2 separate regions of the Homo sapiens genome follow, and region 2 is linked to region 1. The links are chromatin loops, found by intact Hi-C in ENCODE. Cell type or tissue: Caco-2. All regions are shown on one strand. Each heading gives the region's core, and the rest is flanking DNA. Links, peaks and the distances in the headings are about the cores only.

Region 1 (11,591 bases), core at 2,395-10,394:
CCCGGGTTCTACTTGAGAGGTTGTCCTGGGTTCTACTTGAGAGATTGTGATTAATTAGGTCTAGGGTCAGAACAAGAAGGAGCATGTATTATAAAAATCTCCTTTCCACTTTGGTAGGCAGAGGTGGGTATATCACAAGGTCAAGACTTTGAGACCAGCCTGGCCAAGACGGTGAAATCCTGTCTCTACTGAAAATGCAAAAATTAGCCAGGCAGGGTGGTGGGCACCTGTAATCTCAGTTACTCAGGAGGCTGAGGCAGGAGAATCACTTGAACCCAGGAGGAGGATGTTGCAGTGAGCTGAGATTATGCCATTGTACTCCAGCCTGGTGACAGAGACTCCGTCTAAAAAAAAAAAAAAATTCTCCGTTCATTGTGTTACTGGTGGACCTTCTCTTGAAAATAGGTTTTCCTCAGTGTTTAGGTTAAATCAATGGAAAGAATTGCAGTTGCTGAATGAGTATATTTTCATTTTGGGGAAAAGGACATAAAGCCACAGTGTTGGTAGGTTCTGGCCCTTCATGGGATTTGGAATTTGGAGAGAGATTTGATAGTTTTACTATCCCATGTGGAAAGCAGCTGATCCAAGAATGGGATAGCAAAGGGGAGGTGTCTTCTGCTGGGATTGCTGGAAATACACTTGGCTCTGAGGGAGAGAAATGGGCTGCACTCTCGTTTCAAATAGGCCGCTGAAATAACTCTGGTTAGGGATGAGTTTAATGAGTCCTGTCAATCTATTTATTCTTCCATTCAATAAGTATCTATTGAGACAAGCATTATGACAGGGAATAAGAATATGATGATAAGCAAAACCTAAGCCTATTTCCAAGGGAATCACAGTTTAATGGAAGCATGTAGGGGCTGGGGGAGGAAGTATGGTGAAGTGGAAGAGACAGGAATAAAGATGGGTAAACAAAAGGTTACAGACCGGTGAGGCTACAATTTCCCTCAAAGTTCCTTGGGAGGCTTCAAAGAGAAGTTGAAATTGATGCTGGCTCTTGATGGCTAAGTAGAATTTTCCCCAAAGTGGAAGAATTTATTGCAGCCGATGAAATAGCTTGGTGTACAGTTATATTAGTATAAAATAGCATGATTGTCACTCATCATGGGGTTCAGTGAATCATTTTCAGAATCCAAAACTAATACTCCTTAAATCACCTTTCTGGTCTCTCTTTCAAGGCTCTGCAGCATCGGTGGTGAATTATCTGTTTCTCCGGCCAGCATTGCTCCTCCTCAGGCCGCAGTGGCCTCTGGTTCCTTCCTTCCTGAGTGATCTGTGGTTTGCTTGTCTCGCTGCATTTTCATGCCCTCTCCAGCTCCTTGCCATCAGTGCTCCTTCCTCACTGTCTCCTTCAATCGGCCTCTCTACTTACTGTATTTGACTGCACCCACCTTTCTGTTAGTCTCTCTTCATCCTCTTCCAGCTGTGCAAAAACAGCCAAGTCATCTCAGATATTGACTTATTATTTTCTCAGAGAGTAAAGTTATTAACTTCTTTCAAGAGCGTTGGTCTCTGAAGACGATGAAGGGGAGGTTGCCGAGGGCAGGGACCTAATGGGAGATCTTGACTGATGGTGAAATTTCAGGGTGATGATAATGAGGACAATAATACTATCAAAACCTGAGATTTAAGGAATCCCTTGCAAAGGTATATGAGAGTGTGTTAAGGAGCATCTCTTCTACTGTCGCATGCTGAGCAGCAGGTTTGCAAATAGGGCTGCAGTTGTTTATCTGGAAGGTCTCTCAGTTTCAAGAAGATTGGGGCTTAGAATGCCCGATAAATCTCCTGCCAAGTCAGCAAATGATGAAGTCTGTCAGACGGTGTGACTCACCAATAATTCAGATCTCTGTCCATCGCCTCTTCACCGCACTTACTTTTGGATTCCATTTCCATCCATTTTCACGAGTCTCATATGTTTTGTTCTAACCTTCCCAATGGATACACGAGACGAAAAAACAGCCAGCCTATATTTGGGGACCACAGTAAATCAGACAGAAAAAGATGGTGGAGTCTGGCAAAGTCTCCTTTCTAGAAGAACTACCAAATGTTACTGAGCTGTCTAATTTCCCTTTCAAAAAGGAGAAGAGATGCTTCAGGCAGTAGGCAGGAAGCCGGGTTCCCATGGATGGGTGGGTGCAATGAAAGAAGGAAGAGGACAGGAGTCTATTTAGTGTCCCTGCTTTTAAGCAGCGCATCAGTCAAATCACACCAGGAAGGTTCAGGTTCTTTTTTTATTTAAATGCTGGAAAAAGACACAGTTTCTGTAATACATTATGAAAAAATTATTTTAAAACCTTATAACTTTTGTATTAAGAAATCCATAATCAAAATTAACAAATATTTACTGAGCCTTAACTGTCATTCATCGATTACTTCTTATGTCCCAGGAGCTGTTCTCAGAGCTTGACATACAAGGTCCTATTAGAGCCAAACAGCGATTACATTAAGTGTTACTAGATTTATTGTACAGATAAGAAACTGAGGCATAGAGAAATCACTTCTTCAAGGTCACAGGGGCAGTCAGTGGCAAAGCCCTGGTTTCTTTGACTTGAAATTGTGTGCTCCTGGATGCCGCTCTCCACTGTGTACAGCACAAGACACGAGGATGCGCTTAGAAGTCTCACAGTCTCTATTTTCCATGCACACATATTGTTATAGATTCTAAATTCTTCACACTTCATTTAAACCTGCTGACTCTCTTTTACTCTTAGAAAAGAGAAAAAGAATAAAAAATTGTTAATCTTAATCATAAATGTAAACAGTTACTAAGTCACTTTTTAAGACTTATTTTGATGGTTAAAGGAATCCTGTAACCCATCTTTCAGTGCATTATCAATTATTATTGTTGTTCTCTGTGTCTTGAACCTCTTACTGGCATTTCTTATATGGTGTATTTCTAAGTGAATATATTCTTTTTTATAGAGAATTGGCGTTATGTCCTATGAGAGAAAAGAGTCCACCACTGTTACAGATCAATCTGTTCTCATACTGGCCTCATTTCTCTCACCTCCCACCAAAACCCTCAACCCTAACTCTGAGAGCAAATAGCTAACTGTGATCTCTAAAATATTATTAATGAGAACTCAGACTTGTGAGTTCGTGGGCACTTGGAAGCTGTGGCCTTCAACATCTCCGCTTTTCCCTACAGCTCTACCCCTTGCCATCTTCCCATTGCACACAGTCCATCAGAGCTGCTGCCTGTGTGCCCTGCTGTCTTTTAGCCAGGCCAAGGTGTATGAATAAACTAGGCTTATCCTAGATAATTTGAATTTGAATCTTAAGCTAAGTGAAAAAGAGATTTAAACGGCTTGTGTTTTTCTATTTGACCATCCTATTTCTGTCACATAAGCGTGCCTACATTCTTGCTTCTTAGATATCTAGAGCTGTCTTGGTTTTTGCATATTTCCAACCTGACTTGTACTTGACTTTCTATGCCAGGATTCCTGTTTGCTTAAATTGGCTAGAGGTGGGTTCTCTTGCTTGCAACCAAATAACCTCAACTAACTCTCTTCCTGGTTACCTCCCTCTGTTCATTCGTTCACTCAGTAAATACTGAAAATCTACTGTGTTCCAGGTATTTGGTAGAGACTGACACTATAGGTGTAACCCTGGCAAATAACATCACTGCTCTCAAAAGACTTACCACTGTGGGAAAATCAGAGAAATAGGCAGTTACAGTTTGTTATAATAAGGATCCTATTGCACTTTATGGAAGGTGCACCCACCTAAGACTTCCAGAAAAGTCAATCAGAGAAAGCTTCCTGGAAGAAGTAAAATGTATACTCAAAGTGGAAAGACAAGAGTTTGCCAGGTGAAGTGGTGGGGAAAGAATGTTCTCAGATAAGAGAATGTGGAGGATCTATGGAGAGCTGGAGGGAAGAGAGAGCAGATGCATTTGGAGAACTAAAAGCAATTTGACCTGGCTAGAGCATAGAACACCATGGGAATGGGGATGAATTAGCTTGAAGATATAAAGCAGAAAGAAACAGATTATGAAGGACTTTATAGGTCCTCCTAAGGAATTTCTACCTAAATAGAGTCAATGGGAAGCCACTGAAGAATTTTAAACATTGAAGTGAACTACAGTTTTGTGTTTTTGAATGACATTCCTGACTACAGGATAGAAAATGTCTTGGAGGAGGGCAGATTGGCCCTCGAGAGGCCTGTGGCAGAAACCTAGGCCAGAAACCTAGGCAATGGCTGAAGCCAGAGTTGCAACAACAGGGATGGAGAGCAGAAGACTACAGAGGAAGTAAAATCTGGATTGCAGATGGCATCATGGTCTTTTGGACAAGGGATTGACGCCGAGTGAGGGCAGAGCAGAGGATGAGGAATGAGTATGTACTGTGAGCAAGCAGGAGGAAGGTCGGGCTACGCATGAGACCTGAAGCACAGGGACATGACCAGATTTGGGGTGAAATAATGAATCTGTTGTCTCAAAGTTGGCCTTTGGCCTGTGCCCTCTAATTTGAAAGTATTAGAGAGTATCAGCAAGATAAGCAAAGTGCGTATGTGTGAATGTGTGGGTAGTGGGAATTAATTTCTTTGTTCTGCTTGAAGAACCGCAGAGAATGAATGAAACTTGTGAAAAACAAGATGAGGGTCTGCTTTGTCTGAAGATCCTACACAAAATGTGGAATGATGAGGGTCCTGGGTGAAGCTTTGCTGTTTGGAGTTGGTGTCCTTTGGCAGAGAAATCGTTCTTGGCCACGACAGAGCTGGTTGTGCATTCCATTAGCAGCGAGAGCCCATGGCATGTACACTTCCAGGCTGTTTGTCTCATTGAGAGCTGGGTGTGTGGGAGTGTTTACACCGGGGCTATTTCAGCCCAGGCTGGTGGATAATGAATGAGTTTGTTTTTGAGCTGGTGAGTTGGAGCTGACACAATGCCGGCAGGTGCCTTTGTCTCAATCCCCTCCATCCATCTTTATCGGATTTGCCAGACTCTCCCTCACTCTTTTTCCTTTCTTTACTTTACATTGAAGGCAGCTGGGAATGGATCTGCAGGACGACTCTCCCAGGACAATAATAATGGTGGGAACGTCCTCTGTGTGTTCATGCCTTTTCTGATAATTGTTGTCCACCCCCAACCTGTCTTCTACCTTCATCTGCTATGTCTCGAGTAGACCAAGGAGAGTTACATTCTAAAGAAATAGTTACCAGACATTTCCCAGGATGATTTTTTCCCAGTAATGAACTTAATTAATCTTTCACTTTCTCTATCTTTCTTTTTGTCTGTTTCTTCATGGGGGCTGAAGGGGAATGTTAGGGATTTTAGCCATAGTCTCATGTGGACTCATTGTCTCATAGCAAGTATGTTGTTTCCTCCTCTGTCTGAAAACCTCCAATTAACCTCTAGACCCAACCTTAATGCCATCTTCTAGGACACCTCAACCCCTCCCACTTTGCTCCTCCTGGTCTTCTCCGGCGACAGTAACCAGCATATTCAGTTGCCCAAGCTGGAAGCCTGGCTTTGACTCCCTCCTATTCTTCATCTCCCACATTTCATCAATGATCAGATTCTGCAACCAAAATCTCTTAATATCCCTTACTACCTTTGCAGCTATACCCCCCATAACATTTTTTTTTTCAGGCCACTATCATTTTTGGTCAAAATTTTAATTGTAGAATTAGGATCTTAAAGATTCAGACAGATTTTTCTAGAGTTCATATACATTATTTTTTTTTTATCTGAACGATTCTAACAACATCCGAATGGAAATCCCTGCCTTCCATTGTGTCCTGTTTGCACTTCCCTCGTCCATGTTTAGAGGATATAAAGAAAAGCCTGACCATTTTATTCCCTTGTTTAAAAATTTTCAGTGGGTTTCCACTGTTCTTAAGACTGGACAAACTACTAAGCATCTTACGGCTAAAGTCAGGCTTACAGTTAGAGCTCCCTTTTCCTTGAAAGTCTCTTACTATCATTTCCCTTAAAGATTTGTGCTCCAGATTAAATACGTTAACATTTAACTATGTACTTCCTTCTTCCTAGGATGGCTATGCCCTTCCTCCTTTCTCCTTTACTGTCACCTGGATACATTCTACTCACTGTTCATTTCAACTTTCATGTCATATCCCCTGGAAATCTTTTCCTGACCTCCTCCTAGCCTGGGCCTCATGCCCTCCCATGTGCTCTAAAAACTACCCATATCACTCATGTCACCATTCATTACAATGTGTTGGAAATACCTCTTTGCATATTGCACTAGACAGTAAGCTTTTTTTAAGGGCAGGATTGCATCTTATTCATGATTAGTTTATTCTTAGTGCTCATTCTGGTATATCAGGTGTTTAATTATTAGAAGGCCACAGGAAGTATTATTTATTATTTCCTCTGGATTCTCTGCTAGGCACCTTGTTTATTTATTTATAAAGGCATTAACAATGTTGCTTTGTACTTTTCGGTTATGTGTTCATGTCTCCCACTAGGTGGTGTGTTCCTCATTGGCTGGGACTGTATTGTACTTGTCTCTGTATCCTGTATGGGACTTAATACAGTCTCTAGACCATAGTAGGCACCCACTACATGCTGGTTCTTGCTAGACATTGAAGGTGCCGTGATGAACAAATCCTTATGCTCTCAATGTTGATATAGTTTAAGTTCCTGTCATTAATCAGCTATGTGATCTGAAAAAACAGCATTCTCACCTATACAATGAACAATTCCTCCATGATTTTTTAAGCTTAAGGCTCCTTTTTTCCAGAACCAGCATTCTAGAATTCTGACACTTGATCCAGTTTGCATGCTGCTCATGCTGAGATGGGAATGGCATTAAAGATGTTGGAAGGTGTTGTTCCTTTTAAAAGCCTTCTCTGTGTTGCAGCTCATGCTCAATTTGTATAGCTGAGACTGGTTTGTGGGTGTGGGGCCCAAGATTATGTTCTGTTCTGTTGTTTGCAGGAAGCCCCTCTTAAAATCCCTAGGTCCTCATGCAACCCCCGTCATCTCTAGATCCAGGCAGCCTCAGGCAGCAGATCTGGAAATCCTTGGGAGATTACCATGGAATGCAAACACTCAGCGCCACCCTGTGCTAAGAGCCAGAGGTGAGATGGAATGGGAGTTCCTGCTGTTGTGAAGGCCTGGCAGCAGTTCTGGCAAGTTTTAGGGAGAAGCTGAGACTCTTGATTCCTTTTCTTGTCCTAGTGTGGATGCTAAGTTTGGGAAGGCAAAACAGATTATATATGCATAGTTTTTCTCAATCCTGCCAAGCCAGGCTGATGTGGAGAAGATCATCTGGGCGCCTCTTGGCAGAAGACAATCATTTCCCAAGATCTTGGTGAACGTCTCTGAGAAAAAGGGGGCTTTCCCTCCCGAACAGACACCCAGTAGCTGCCCCCTTCCATCTTCTATGAACACCGAGGGCACACAAGGGTATGATTAAGCTACACCCTACCTCTCCCCTTCTCAAGAGATGAACAGGGCATTCATGCCGCCTGGAGCTCCCATTGTGTCCCCTATTCCTGGGAGCGCCTAGTGGCTGAGTGTCAACTGCTCACAGTTACCTCCTCGGCTCCCCAAAACCCATCTCCTCACAGGAACCTGGCTGGGAGGCCAAATTCTGCAAATCCATTTGGGGAAATAAAAGCCTTTTAACCTAATTTCTTCCTCAGAATTATTTATGTCCCTGATCAAAAAAGTACTCTTTTACCCTTGCAGTGTCTTCTAAATGATGTCAGATGTTACAGATGTCACCAGCGGCAGGATTCTCGCGTTGCAGGCTGCTTAATGCTTTGGAAATGATGTAAGGCCGAGAGCTGAGTGAAGTGCAGTGGTGGGGAAAGCTTATTTCCAGGGTCCAGCATTCCCAACCCATCTGCATTAGGGAGACCCGTGAATTATGGCAGCTGAGCAGGCCTCAGAATGATGGTTCCCGCAATTGCTGAAGACAGACCTAGGAAGCTCCATTTACCAAAGTGCCCTCCAGTGGCGTCTTTCCTAGCAGGCGCTAAATGTGTATAATGGGGAAGTCCTGGAAGATTTTCTCTCTTTTCTGATTTGGGTTAGGAAGGGGCGTCTGTGCTGAGGTGCATAATCCCTAATGATTTGGGTCAGATTTAGTGCCATCGTTATCTCATTACCTGAGGGTTCCCCAGCCTGGCATGACTGCTGGAGAGTGAAGAACAATGGTACCCCAAAGATTAGGATGTTCTTATCTACAAAATGGGGACAATGGGAGCTATTTTTCACAGAGATTTTCCCTCAGTCACTTTGTGAATCCTCAGATGTGAAACGGAAGGCAGTTGGCTACCTCAGAGTTTTCATGTCATTCTGTTTATTTCCATCATAGCATTTAACATTCTGTGAAATTATCTTGTTTATTTTTTTGTTTGTTGTTTGTTGTTGCCTTTCTTGACCTAACACCTATTGAAATGTAAGACCTACAGTCAGGGAGTTCTATATTTCCAGATTCTGACTATATTAGATTAGACTGTAGCAGACCAGTGATCTCTTTGAGAACAACTAGACAACTAGACATTTCAAGTAAAAAACTCGATTTGAAGACTGAGGCATTGAGGACTAGAGGTCCAAAATACCCTCAAAGGGGAATCCTCAGGGGTGTAATGTGATATTCCACAGATCTTTTCTGGGAGATGAGGTAGTGTTTTCTGATTCTGAACTTAAAACAAGGGACTGAGAATTCAGACAGGGTTTCAGGCAGAGGACCACTGCTAAAATGCCCAGAAATGAGAAGAACTTTTGGCAATCTTGTAGGAACTAGAGAGACAAAAGTTAGAGATTTGAGGGGCTAGGATCCTGGTCAGAAGGGTAGGCTGGAGAATTGAGCCAAAATTTGTGCAGTGTTTGCTCAAGACATCTACCAAAGTCTGAGATTGCAGAGACAGGAAGCTAAGAACCTTAGCATAAAGTCTTTGAAAAACAATACACAGACTGTAGTAGTCTTATAATAATAAGAAAGCTAGAATCAGAATTAAGAACCCACCAATGTGAGCGGTACCTCGTGAAAACCCCAGGCTCTCTTGTGTAACTCAAAGGGGAAGCCAGTGGTAGATAGAGCCTTACCAAAGCTGTGCTCCTTCCTCGATGTGGTGTTGTTAAGGTCCCAGTTCCACATTCTCCGCTCAGCAGAAGAAGGGGCCAACTCTCTCTGGAGGAATATAATATCATTTGGGGCTGCTATATGTTGTTATTATGGGTGTGATGCAGTCAGTAAAAAAAATTGCCAAACATGACAAGCAATGAGACTGAAAACCAAGAAGTGGAAAAACAGACTATAGCTAATTCTAATATCCAAATCACCTCTAGGTCTTTATCAGCAAAAAACTGAAAAACAGCTGTGATTAAAATAGGCTGGGTGTGGTGGCTCATGCCTGTAATCTTAGCATTTTGGGAGGCAGAGGCGGGTGGATGACTTGAGGTTAGGAGTTCGTAGTTACTCAGGAGGCTGTAGTCCTTGTTACTCACGAGGCGGAAGTGGGAGAATCACTTGAACCCAGGAGGCGGAGGTTGCAGGGAGCCAATATTGCACCACTGTACTCCAGCCTAGGTGACAAAGTGAAACCCTGTTTCAAAACAACAACAACAACAACAACAAAACAACAAATATTCAAGAAAATAAAGAGGAACAAAAATAGAATTTCAAGAGAGATTTGGAATTTATGCTTTTAAAATCAAATGGTATAGTGTACTCAAATCTACACATAATAAAATTTTATAAAAAACACTCACACAATCTGAATAAGTTCTTTACTTTACAGATAGTAGTATTGTAGCAATACGGCAACATTATTGCTTGTTTTGATAATGTACTTTGATAATGTAAGACATTATCATCACGTATATAAGAACTGTGCTATTTTTGCAACTTCTTGTGAATCTTAAACTACTTCAGAATAAGAAGTAGTTGTTACTTCAACATAAGAAGCTTTAATATAAAATGACTGAAAAACCAAATGTAAATTCTGGAACTAAAAAATACAATAGCTGAAATGAAGAACTCATATAGGTTTAACATTAGATTTCAGATAGCAGAAGAGAGTAATACAGGTCAATGGAAAGTATACAGACTGAGGCACAAAGAGGAAAAAATATAAAAATATATAAAATAAATTAGAAAAAATATTGGATACAGTAAAAAAAAATCCAAAATAATGTAAATGTAGCCCCAGAAGTAGAAGAGAACTGGAATGGGTTTGAACAAAAAATTGAATGTTTGGTAATTTTTTGAAACTGATAAAAGGCAGCAAACCACAAACTCAAGAATCTCTATTAGGATAAATGTAAAGCAAGATAAATATAAAGAAACCCAGGCACATCATAGTAAAACTACAGAAAATCAAAAACTAAAAAAGTCTACATTACTTTTAAGAAAACAATAAGAAAAGTTATTCAACAGACTTTTCAACAGAAACAACAGAAGGTAGAAAGCAATAGAATGGCATTTTTAATATGTTGAAATAACAACCCCCCAAATAATCCTTTATATCTAGTAAATTTATCCTTAAAAAACTGAGAACATTTGCAGACATACAAAATTTAAAAAACTTGTTACCACTAAATGTACACTAAAATAATTAACAAATATTTCTTCAGACAGAAGAGAAATAAACCCAGATATAAGCAGGTCAATACAAGAATAAGGAGCAATAGAAAGGATTAATATGTAGACAGATATAAATGAATATTACCTGTATAAGACAATAATAATAATTTCTTGTTTTGTGGGTTTAAAATAATGTAGAACTGAAATACATGTTAATTAAAAAAAATTTGGGAACAGAGATACTAGATTTAAAATATTATAGTGTTCTAGCATTGAAAGGCAGCATAAAGCTAATAATCTTTTTTAGGATGTAATTCTTTAAAAATTAACATTGTATTAAATAATTTCTAGGATACCTTCCAAAAGAAGTATAACTAATAAGCTAATAGAGGAGGAAAGAGAAATTTAAAAAATGATTAATCAGAAAAAAAGTCAAGAAAAGAGAGGAATAAAACAAACATGAAGCAGACCAGTCAAGTAGAAATTAGCAGTAACCTAGTAAATAGGAATTCACAACTTTTGGTAATTACATTTAATGTAAATGGACTAAATATTTCAAGGAAAATACTAAGATTGTCAGACTGGATATATTCTAATTGTAAGAAACATGCCTCAAATATAACATTACAGAAAGTTTGAAAATAAAAGAATGTAAAAAGGTGAAACATATAAACACAAAATTAAAATAGTTATTGGCTCACATTATGCACTCAATAAATAATTATTGGTTAAATTTATATTATTCTTATTCAAATACTGATGGCAGCAAATGCAAATATTTTGGGTGGTCTTATAAAAAGGCATATTTGACTTAAGAATTAATATTTACTGACTATGTTGGTGGTTGGAGATGAACAACTGTAAGGCAAAAATTTTAACATGAATAATTAGTAAAATTTATAATGAAGGGAGTATTTTGATATCCAAAGTATTGTATTGTCTATGTATTCAGCTATTAAAGCTGTTCACTTATTTATTTACTATTATTTCTGGTCTATCTGGTATTTCTGCTTGATCACAAGCTCTGAAAGGCAGGGATTTGGCTCAATTCAAATCCCAAGGACCTTCTACTGCTAGTCTAGGACC
Region 2 (11,591 bases), core at 1,466-9,465, 220 kb before region 1:
GAGCTTTGGGAACGCGGAGAACAGTGGGGTTACAGGGAGTCATCATCAGCCCTACCCCTTGGCCAACCACATCTCCCTGCTGTGTCCCCTGGGCATTTCTCTACCTCCCAGGTGGAAGTCCTTCAGGGTCCAGCAGCAACCTGTATCAGAAGAACATCCTTCTCTGCTTGACCTGAAGAAGGGCCAGACCTGGGCAGAAAGACTCCAGCAGGTGAGCTCTTCATGCGACAGTGTCAGCACTGGAGTCTTCTTGCTGAACTGCGAATAAAGAGATGTGCTGTTTAACAACCCGCCCTGTTGCTGGTTGGGGTGCTGTGCCATTCATTTGTCCATTCATCAGATGCTGAGTACCTCACAGGCCTGGCTCTGGGGACACATGACTTACAGCCTTGAGGGAGACAGACAGCAGCCGTTCCAGCAATGTGACAATGGCGATATTGGTGCTCCTGGAACATAAGAAGGAGTGCTCTGTGGCTGGGGCAGGGAGAACTTTTTGAGGGAAGTGTGCTGGTTTGTTTCAGACATTTATGTTATCTGCACTTATTCCTTCTCTAGCTCTCTTCCTTTTTAATGTAGATTTGAGTTTCTGCCCTATATCCTTTTCCTTCTCTTTGAAGAACTCCTTTTAAGGTTTCTTGCAAGGTAGCTGTACTAGTGACAATTTCCTTCAATTTTTGATGGTTGGAGAGTCTTTATTTGTCCTTCTTTTGAAAGGTAATTTTGCAAGATACGGAATTCTAGGCTGACAATCTTTTTTTCTTTCAACACTTAAATATTTTACTCCACTCTCATCTTGCTTGTACGGTAACCGAGGAGAAGCTGGATATAATTTCTATCCTTGTTCCTCTATAGATAAGGTGTTTTCCCTTTCAAGAAATTTTGTCTTTGATTTTCTGCAGTTTGAATGTGATATGACTAGGTATAGTTATTATTGTTATTATTATTATTATTTTTTGCATTTATCTTGCTTGGTGTTCTCTGAGATTCCAGGATCTGTTGTTTGGTGTCTGTCATTAATTTTGGAAAATTCTCAACTACTAATCAAACTCTTTTTTGCGGGTATTCTTCTCTCTTTTTATTCTCCTTCTTGTCTTCCCGTTACACATATGTGACACCTTTTGAGATTGTCCCACAGTTTTTGGAAAATGTTTCACTTTTTTCCACTCTTTTCTTTTTCTCTTTGTGTTTCAGTTTGGGTAGATTCTACTGACATTTCTTTTTTTTAAATTTTTTAATTATTATTACACTTTAAGTTTTAGGGTACATGTGCACAACTTGCAGGTTTGTTACATATGTATACATGTGCCATGTTGGTGTGCTGCACCCATTAACTCGTCATTTAACATTAAGTATATCTCCTAATGCTATCCCTCCCCCCTCCCCTACCCCACAACAGGCCCCGGATTGTGATGTTCCCCTTCCTGTGTCCATGTGTTCTCATTGTTCAATTCCCACCTATGAGTGAGGACATGCGGTGTTTGGTTTTTTGTCCTTGTGATAGTTTGCTGAGAAAGATGGTTTCCAGTTTCATCCATGTCCCTACAAAGGACATTAACTCATCATTTTTTATGGCTGCATAGTATTCCATGGTGGATATGTGCCTCATTTTCTTAATCCAGTCTATCATTGTTGGACATTTGGGTTGGTTGCAAGTCTTTGCTATTGTGAATAGTGCCGCAATAAACATACGTGTGCATGTGTCTTTATAGCAGCATGATTTATAATCCTTTGGGTATATACCCAGTAATGGGATGGCTGGGTCAAATGGTATTTCTAGTTCTAGATCCCTGAGGAATCGCCACGCTGACTTCCACAATGGTTGAACTAGTTCACAGTCCCACTAACAGTGTAAAAGTGTTCCTATTTCTCCACATCCTCTCCAGCACCTGTTGTTTCCTGACTTTTTAATGATCACCATTCTAACTGGTGTGAGATGGTATCCCATTGTGGTTTTGATTTGCATTTCTCCGATGGCCAGTGGTGATGAGCATTTTTTCATGTGTTTTTTGGCTGCATAAATGTCTTCTTTTGAGAAGTGTCTGTTCATATCCTTTGCCCACTTTTTGATGGGGTTGTTTGTTTTTTTCTTGTAAATTTGTTTAAGTTCACTGTAGACTGTGGATATTAGCCCTTTGTCAGATGAGTAGGTTGCGAAAATTTTCTCCCATTTTGTAGGTTGCCTGTTCACCCTGATGGTAGTTTCTTTTGCTGTGCAGAAGCTCTTTAGTTTAATTAGATCCCATTTGTCAATTTTGGCTTTTGTTGCCATTGCTTTTGGTGTTTTAGACATGAAGTCCTTGCCCATGCCTATGTCCTGAATGGTATTGCCTAGGTTTTCTTCTAGGGTTATTATGGTTTTAGATCTAACATGTAAGTCTTTAATCCATCTTGAATTGATTTTTGTATAAGGTGTAAGGAAGGGATCCAGTTTCAGCTTTCTACATATGGCTAGTCAGTTTTCACAGCACCATTTATTAAATAGGGAATCTTTTCCCCATTGCTTGTTTTTGTCTACTGACATTTCTTGAAACTCCAATTCTTTCCTCAGCCTTGTCCAGTCTACCAATGAGTCCTTCAAAGACATTCTTTATTCCTATATAGTGTTTTTGATTACTGGCATTTTCTTTAGACTTTTTTTCTTAGAGTTTCCATCTCTCTGTTTACATTACCCATCTGTTCTTGCGTGTTGTCCACTTTCCCCATTAGAGCCCTTAGCATATTTTTCATAGCTGTTTTAAATTCCCAGTCTAATAATTCCAACATATCTGACTGGTTTCTATACTTGCTTTGTCTCATAAAGCTATGTATATATATTTTTAGCAAGCTTTGTAATTATTTTGGGGAAAGCAGGACATGATTTATCAGGAAAAGGAGCTGCGGTAAATAGGCCATTAGTGTGAGGCTGTATGTTTACCTGGCTGGGAGGCTGTGTTTATGGTTTTGTAGCATGTCAGAGGTTAAGGTTTCCTCTGGCATCCTTGTCTTTGTCTTTCTTGTTGTCTTTGAGTGTCCCTAGAGGCTCCTTCTTAAATAGAGTCTGAGGTTTACAGTTATTTCTGCTGTAATCCCGTTATTATATAACCAGGGATTACATAATTATATAATAATTTAACACAATATGGGAAGCCTATATTGTGGTGATAAGTGCGTGGGAGGGGAAGTGTTCTATATTTGCAAGATTAGTTCTCAGTGTTTAGTGAGCCTTTCCCTCTGGGCTGTGACCTTTCTGTGTGATTCTCAGCTTCCCCCCTCATTGACCTTAGGAAAGACAGGAAGGCTAGAGGGGAGGGTCTGGAGTTGGGTATTCCCCTTCTCCCAGGCTGGCTTGGCCCTGGCAAAATAGTTTCCCTTGAGGGTGGGCTCTTGTTAAGGAGAACAGAATGCTCTGGACATATTTAAAAATGGCTACTTTCCCCTTCTCTTTTCATTGTGAGGAGCTAGTAGAGCTCCTAAAGGCAAAACTCATGAAAGTGTGGGGATCCCCCCAATGACTGGGCCCTGGACTTTTTAATAGTCAACATTGTCCACACTTAGCCTCCAGCAATTTGTCAGTTACAGTTTAGGTAGTTTAGGTTTTCCTGCCCAGCACTGTTTCCTGTGGAATTTTGTGTGCCTGGTCTTCTGTCCAGTAAGTTGTGAGTCTCTGTATCCAACTTTCTGCCTTTCCAGTCTTCAGGTCAGTGGTTTGCCTTCTGAGCTCAGTTCTCTGAGGGATTTAAGAAGAGTTGTTGATTTTCAATTTATTCAGTTCTTATTGTTAGGATGAGAGTGATGACTTCCAAGCTCTTTAAATATCAAACTAGAACCCGGAAGTCTTATTGAAGTATTTATTGAGTGTCCACGAGAATGACCACTGATGTTCGCTGAGCACTTTCTATATGCCTGGTCCTATCCAAGGACTTGAAATGTATCCAAGCACTAAGCCAAGCAGGCTTTGGCATAGATATTAGTATTATTATTAGAGAGGAGATAACACAACACGTAGGTTAAGTACCTTGACCAGAGTCACTTTGGTGACTGGAGAGTGCTAGAACCCCAGCCTGGCTTTCTTGACCACTTTGTTATGCTGTGTGTGCACCCCAGACCAGCCCTGGGAATACAGCAATAAATAAGACCCACCTGGTCCCTGCCCTGGTAGAACTTTCATTTTGATGAGGCAGATGAATTTTACACAAACTCATTAGTTGTGAGTCACAATTTTCATAACTACTTGAAAGGTGAAGTCTTACATATAATGGGAACTTGCCTTACTCAGAGAAGAGAACCTAGATTTCTATTTTAAAATCGTCATCCCCATTTTACAGATGAGGGACAGTCAGTCCAGAGAGGCTAAATAGCTTTCCTGATGTCATCCAGCCATGAAATGGCATAGCCAGAGTTTGAATCCAAATGGTCTCATGCCAGAGCCAGTGTCCTTAACCCCTGCCCTCTCCAGCAGAGCTGGGTGAAGGATCAATTCGGTTGTTGTTGGTGGTGAGCTTTACCTGCCAGACACTGCACAAGGAAGGGAGAGAGGCTAAGGTTCCTCCCCTGCCCCACTCTTCCTAGGGGCCAGGACACCTGGACTTTCTCTCCCCACCACCTTTCCCTCCCAGCCTCCCTTTGCCTGCATGCTCCAGTAAGGTAGGGCGAGGGAGTAGAGGATGAGTAGGAGGTAACCAGGCAGAGGGGCAGGAGAGCAGCCAGCCCTGGGCAGCAGCAAGTGAGAGGGCTCTGAGAGGGGAGAGAAGTCTGGCTTCATGGACACACCAAAAACCTATTCTGGCTAGATGGGAGAGAGGGAGTGAGAGGGGGCATGGGGGAGGCTGTCAAGAGGCCGGTTGGGCCATGTGGCAAGTGGAGACCTGGTTAAGGATCCTGCCTTATCCCAGCAGAGACAGGAAACAGGATGTGCAGGAATGTTAAAGCAGGAAGTGATTTTACACGTGGAGACAGGCTGTGCCAAAGGACGGCGGCAGAGAGCCCAGGAAGGATCCACTGGGCAGTGGCAGGTTCGTGTGAGATGGGAGCGGCGATCTGGCGATACATGGCTCCTGGAGTGGGGGAGAAGAAAGGTCCTGGGGGCACAGTTGGGGGATGGTGCTGCCATTAGCTCAGGTAGGTGGGCCTAAGTTGAGGAAATCAGTTCAACTTGGGTCCTGAGTCTGGGTCCCCATCAGATATCCCAGTGGTGATGGACACACAGGGCCTGGGTCCAGGGGAAGCTTGGAGAACACTGAAGGCAGAGAAGTGGCACAAGCCCAGGCTGCTGGAAAGGGGGTCCTGCCTGCTCGAGAATAGCTGCAGCCTGGATGTCAGCGGAGGAGAGGGGTGGAGAGGAGGTAAGCCGGCCTTCCTCAGAGCCCTGAGGGGGCTGTGCCCTTCCAAACGCTCACTCAGGTTTCTTGGGAAGGCAGGGAGCGGTGCTTGGCTTGCCAGAGCCCATGGTGCTGCTGCAGGGAGCACCTTTCTCTGAACTTAGTGGCCCTGGGAAGCAAGCAAAGGGAGGAAGCCCTCTCTCTCCACTATTGCAGCTGAGAAGCTGTTTCACTAGAAACCACCAGATGGTGACGTTTCCACACAAAAACCACATTTCCTGACGGTGACCTGGCCTTCCCTTTGAGTCAGCTCCTGCAGGCTGGGCCAGTAGAGATTTTAGCACCGTTTGGGAAGCCTCTGAAGATGGAGCACCTCTGAGTGTCTTCGTGTTGTTATGAATACAGTTCACATCCACCTGCCTGAACCACATAGCACCTATTCTTTCCAAGAACATTTGTGGAGCATTTATGCCCAGCACTGGGCCCGTGCTGTGTGAGGATACCCAGGTGAATGTTCTGTTATGTTCTCAAGGAGCTCAAATGGGTAGAAGGGCTGACTGCAAACAAATAATGAAATATTGTGTGAAAATAAGCCAAAAGGGTATAAATGGTAGAGCACAGAAGGGAGTGGTTTTCTCTGCTTGAGAGAAAAATTGTCAGCTGATTCCCAGAGGCAGTGATGCTTAAGCAGAGTTTTAGAGGCTTTCGCCAGGCTCTGACAACCAAGGAGAGGTCCTCCAGGCAAAGGGAAAGTCCAGTCCATGTCGCAAGGATGGAGGAGGGTTAGGGAACTGGGCCTGGCTGTCTGAATGTCTGGAATGCCGGTATGGTGGGTGGGGGTGTGGTGGGAGGAATGGCAGGAGAAGAGGCTGGGAGGTGGGTCAGGTGCTGAGAGGTGACAGGTGGGTGCAAAATAACCCCATGAAACTGGCAGAGGACCCGGGGGAGGAAGCATGGAAGAGCACCACGCTGGTCAGGTCTGGCTTCCCAGGGGAGAGAAGATGGGCCCAGGAAAAGAGGGGGAACACACGGCTTGCAGAAGGGGCTGGAGGGCAGCAGCCGGACAGGAATGGCTGAGTCACCCACAGGCTCCCACTGTCTGTCTCTCGCGCGCATCTGGAGTTTGGGGAGAGAGGGACCCATATTAGTATTATAGCCGCAGCTCCATCAAACCTAGGGTGGAAATGAAATCATTAAGTGGCTCAAATGGAGTTTTGTTCTGTGCATGATTAACCCCAGGAGGGGAGTTTGGGAACAAATATGCCTCCTCTACCTGTATTACAGGGGGACTGAGCTACGGTAAATTAAAAGAAAATCACTGGCAAATTTGGGACCAGTCAGCTGTGACCAAGCCATTTGTGTAGTTAAATGGAGCTGAAAGAACTAATCAAGGCTTTGTGGTCATGGATCCTTTGAGGGGAGAGGTGAGAGCTGGGGGTGGCAGGTGGGCGGGAAGCCAGTCCAGGAGGCCGCAGGTGGAGGTCTATCAAGGGACTGCTTGGTGGGGGTGGCAATGTGCGGTGCTGGCCTGTCTCTGTCTTGCAGGTCACTTCCTAATAGGACCTTGTTAATTCTGGACAGAGACAGGGGGGTCTCATGTGAGACAGACTCGTCCAGGCAGAGTCAAGCTCGGGAACACCAGAGAGACAGGGAGGGTGTGCCCACGTCCACCAGGGCAGGCGGCCTCCTGCGTGGGTCACTGCAGGGAGCAATGCGAGGTGCTGCTCCATGAACCGCACCCAGTGTTGTGAAGACCAAGCCACTGTCCTGGGGTGTCCACTGCGAGGTGGGGTGGGGCTCTGTCCCATCCCGAGAGGCGGAGTTTAGACACCCAGCCAAACCGGGACATGAAAACCGGGCGGGTGGTCTCCGATGCGGGAGAGGCTGCCTGGCGGGGGGCCAGCAGGGCAGGGGCAGGCGGAGGGCGGGGGTGCGCCGCGGGAAGGAGTGGAGCGGGCAGGGAGGCCCCGGGTTCCAGCGGGGCCTGAGACGCGCGATCAGGGCGCCGCGCGGCCGCGGAGTGGGGTGGCCCACGGGAGCCCAGACCCTCTCGGGGCTCAGCGGCCAGGGCGGGCGAGGCGCCCGCACCACCAGGCGACCGTGCGACGGCTTGCAGCGCTCGGCCACTGACCCACGTCATCCACGGGCCCGAGGGACCCCCGGCCCGACGCCCAGAGGCTTCTGCGGCTTCTCCCTTCGCGGGCCGGCCTGGGGAGGGCGCGGCACCACCCTGCCCTGAGGGACCGGGAACCTCGACCGGGGAGGCCACCCCGCCTCCGCCCGGCAGCCAGACGCAGTGTTCGACATGTTTTCCAATTACTTGGCAGGCTCCGCAGCGATGCTCGAAATTCATTTTCCATCCCGAGAGGGGAAAAACAAACGCAAGAGAAGGCAGCAGCTGCTCTCGGCGAGTTGGGAAACTTCGCCGCAACCAGCCGGAACCGGAGCGGGGCACCGGGCGGCTCGGGGTCCCCACCCCTTCCCCCACCCCCGCACCCCTGAACCCCCTACCCCGCGCCCCTCCCTCACCCCCGCACCCTCCATCCCCCTCCCCCTCCCCCTCCTCGCCCGCGAGGCTCCCCTGACTGTGGCCCCGGGCTCCTCCCGCCGCCCCTCCCCGCAGTCCCAGGCTCCTCTCCCAGCTCCTCCCCCCAGCCTCGCATCCCCCGCAGCCCCGCGTCCCCCTCCCAGCCCAGCGCCCGTCCCCGCTCGCTCCCGGAGCCACTGCCCTCCCCCGTCAGCCTCCTTCGAGCTTATTCTCTGGGCCTCTGGACCACAACAAGGTCCGCAGCCCGAAGGTCCCCAACCGGTGGGTTTGATCGCGGTGGGGAGGACAGGGCAGGACTTCGCGGGGCGGGCGGTGAGTGCAGAAAGTCCACACCCGCAGCTGCCCTCCCAGCCCTGTGGGCACGGCCGCTCTGCGAGGTCAGTCGCCCCCTTCTCTCCGCGGACCGTCGCGGCTGTTAGAATGCGCCTCCTCCTTTACTGCCGTTTCCCCATTGCCCCAGACACGGTGCGTGACATCGGTGCTCAGGAAATATTCGTGGAAGGAGTAAACGACTGGGTGGGCTTTCGCTGCTGTTTCTTAGCGCTCGCATCAGTTTTCTGCCTCCTCCGCCCTTCAGGGCCCTCGTTCTCTGTGTCTTCATAGGCACCTGTTCGTGGGCAGGCCTGGAGGTCCCGAAAATGAAGGCTGAGCGGGTCATGCAAGGGAAACCTGGTACGTGAGCAGGATTCCAGGGAAAAGGGCAGGTACAACAGTCTCTGCCTTATAAGCAGGTACAGCAGTCTCTGCCTTTTAAGGAGGAGGCGGGAAGGCTGAGTGAGCAGCTGCTTGTGGCGTGCTTTCAGCAAGGAAGATGTGCTTACCAGCAGCGTGTGTGCCCATGTGGGCTTCTGGGAGGCAGTGTAGCATAACTGCTAAGACGGCTTCCACCTTCGGATTGCCAGGCCTCGGACCCTGGCTTTACCATTTAGCGGCTGTGAGATTTTGAGCAAATGGCTTCACCTCTCTGTGCTTCTGTGTCCTGGAGTCCTGGTGAAGATCAAGTGAGATAGCATCTCGGTAGAGGGGGCATCACATGCCCGCCACTTGGTAGACCCTCAGTACAGGGTAGCTATGAGGATTCCTATACCCGGGAAGAGGCACCAGCCATAGCACAGCCCTTTCCAGCACCAATGACTGCTGGCTGTTAGTCTTCACGTTCATAAAACACTTTCCTAAGCCTTTTGTAATGTGAGTCGGTGATCTAGTCAGTCCAGAAGGAAATAGTCACTGCTCTCTAGGAGCTTATACTGGAAGGGAAAAGATTATGAGGGCCTCTAAAGATGTTGGGGAACCACAGACAAACATTTAGGAAAAATAAAAATATTAGGTGTGCATTTGGGAGCCGGTGTAGGAGGGGGTGTGCTGTCAGAGATTCATGTTTGGTCAACATGGGGGCTGCATATTTTCAAAGGAGAATCAGAGTCCTGGCTCTACGGGCTTCAAAGAGGGGCTCCCCTGAGGACCTGCTGGACCCAGGACTCCTGGCATTCTGAGGAGGGGGCTTCTTTGCGTCTTTGTGCCCCCTGAGGGAGGGCTCTCTGGGGCCTAGAATGGGAGGAGAGTGGTGTGGCATCCTGTGGCCAGCAGGTGATGCTGTTGATCTAGTGGTGCAGGTTGCCAGGTTCTGGATGGTGCCCTCCCACCCCCCACTCATGCCCCAGCTGCTGATTGCTCATTTTCCACTAAGTACCCTGTGCACAAGATACCAGAACACCCCCATTAGCTCCTGCAGCTAGCCCTGTGCTTGTTCTTCTGGTGGGGACAAGTTTCTCTACCCACCGTGGGCAGAACTGACTCCAGGATTTGGGAGTGAGCAGTGGACAGTAGACCTTCTATTCTATTCTGAGGGAAGAAGTGAGATTGGGCTGTGTTGCAGCGGGGACTGGTATTGACTTCTGGGGAAGTGGATTCACCTTGCCATGCCACAAAACCACAGTTTGTGCCTGCACACCCCTCGGGGCTTCTTCAGTCAGTTAGGATGTCTTGCAGGAGGGATGGAACAGGGGACCCTAAGGGCAGGGGTGGACAAAAGAAGGAGCAGCACCATGAATCAGAGTCCCAGAGCTGTGGAACCCCCTTTCGGGACCCAGGTCCTGCATCTACTTCCTCAAAGGCTGCAGCAAAGTGGAGCTTCTCCAACCTTCCTGGGTATGGGACTCCCTTCCAGGAGGTACTTATTAAAGATCCTCAGGCCAGGGTCTAGATACACAAGGATAAAGCATGCTGTTTTTCTCAGTGGAAGAGAACTTGGCAACTCCACGATCAGCACCAGGAGAACATTCTGCTTACTTCAGCTGCCCTTCACCTGGTCTTTGGAACATCTTTTGCTAATTATACTTGTGGCCACCCCCAGGTGTTCTGCCTTGCTTTGGTCCAGGAGAGTTAACAAAAAGGAGAGAAACAGAGAGACACAAGTTATAAACAATTTGGTTGAGCAGGTAGCGGGTAATCTCACCCAACTTGAGCCCATTAAGCACCCCCTGCCCCTGGTCCTGGATCCCTTGGCTTTAATCTAACCTTCTTTCTGAAGGGGTTGGTCCTGCATTCTACAGGGAAGAGACCCAACCAGCAGCATGGGTGTAGTCTTTCCCTGAGCCTCACAGGACAATGTCACCACTCATATTGCAGAAACGTGCACGCAGGGTGTGTGTGCCTTTGCACGTGTGCACACACTTTACTCCACTGGGCCTCAAGGTCAAATGATGCCTTATAAAATGAAAGAAAAGGGTGCTTTTCTTTGAATTTGCACCATTTGGCCCCCTTTCTCAGGGCCTGTGGCCAACAGTCTAGGGAGTCATGTGGGCCACGGGAGGAGAAAGCAATGGGGGCCACAGGACCGTGTCCGTGCCGCCATGCCTTTGCTGAGCTGTGTGGCAATGCTTACGTCACTTGACTTCTCTAGACATGGCGTTTTTCCATCTGCGAGTTAATAATGTCCTTCTCTCAGTGTTGGTATTAGGTGAGGCACTGCATGCAAATCCTCAGCACCATCTCTGGGCAGAACTGGTGGTCATTCATGTTATCTATGCCTCCATCCCCTGCTGCACCCCTTTTCTCCAAAGAGAAGAGGCGAGTTATTCAGTGTGTCCAGCTTACCCCTCTAGAAAATGGGACAGTTAGAGCCCCTCACCACCCAGAGTTGGTTTGAGCCAAAATTGTTGGGAGGAACTGGAGTTGGGAAGGGTGTTATGGTTTGATACTTTCATTGCCTCCTGCCTCGGGGTCTGGCCAAGACCATGGTGTTAGACTGTTCTTTGTCCAGTCCTCTGAGGCCTGCCTGTTCTCCCATCCTCAGGTTGGGTTTGTGCCACGGATCCCAGATGGGCTGACCTTGGGAACCACCCAGTGCCTGGCATATAGTAGACACTCAATAAATTGTGTTGAGTCATTAAACCTTGGATTGGCTGTGTGGCCTTGGACAAGCCCATTCATGTTTCTAAGCTCACAGGTGAAATGGGAATGATAATAACACCTGCATGGCAGGGACAGAGCAGTTGCACACAGAGCTTCTAACAGTGTTCTGCACGTTTGTTAAGTGCCTCAATAAATGCTGCCGAGATCAGTACAACACCGGAGGGATCGTAGCTCTTTCTTCACTCCTACTCTTGGGGGAATGTTTTAAAATAGAAAAACTGTTTCCATCGAGACATCCACCACCCAGAGCTTTGAAGGAGCAGGGAGAAGACTCAGAATGAATGTTGCCAATGAACAAACTTAAATTCCTGATGGGCAGAAATGTATCATTT

The links. Peaks named below come from ENCODE experiments on the same cell type or tissue, not always from the same donor. Only the 100,000 strongest peaks of a DNase experiment are listed, where the experiment ranks them.
Region 2: it touches region 1 in a loop (20-fold over the local background); 9 of 110 quality-filtered maps call a loop at or near these places.

Annotation. Positions count from the first base shown.
Region 1 is chr11:133,615,019-133,626,609 of GRCh38, reverse strand. No RefSeq gene overlaps it. Among named protein-coding and RNA genes, the nearest start is that of OPCML, 88 kb to the right of the region's middle. In Caco-2, for the core only: CTCF peaks have their summits at 6,244 and 6,449; no DNase peak of the experiment used is centred there.
Region 2 is chr11:133,829,330-133,840,920 of GRCh38, reverse strand. It overlaps SPATA19 (spermatogenesis associated 19), which reads left to right. Exons shown (of 7, transcript NM_174927.3): 7 at 1-290. Among named protein-coding and RNA genes, the nearest start is that of SPATA19, 10 kb to the left of the region's middle. In Caco-2, for the core only: a CTCF peak has its summit at 5,548 (motif pointing right); a DNase peak (open chromatin) is centred at 5,560.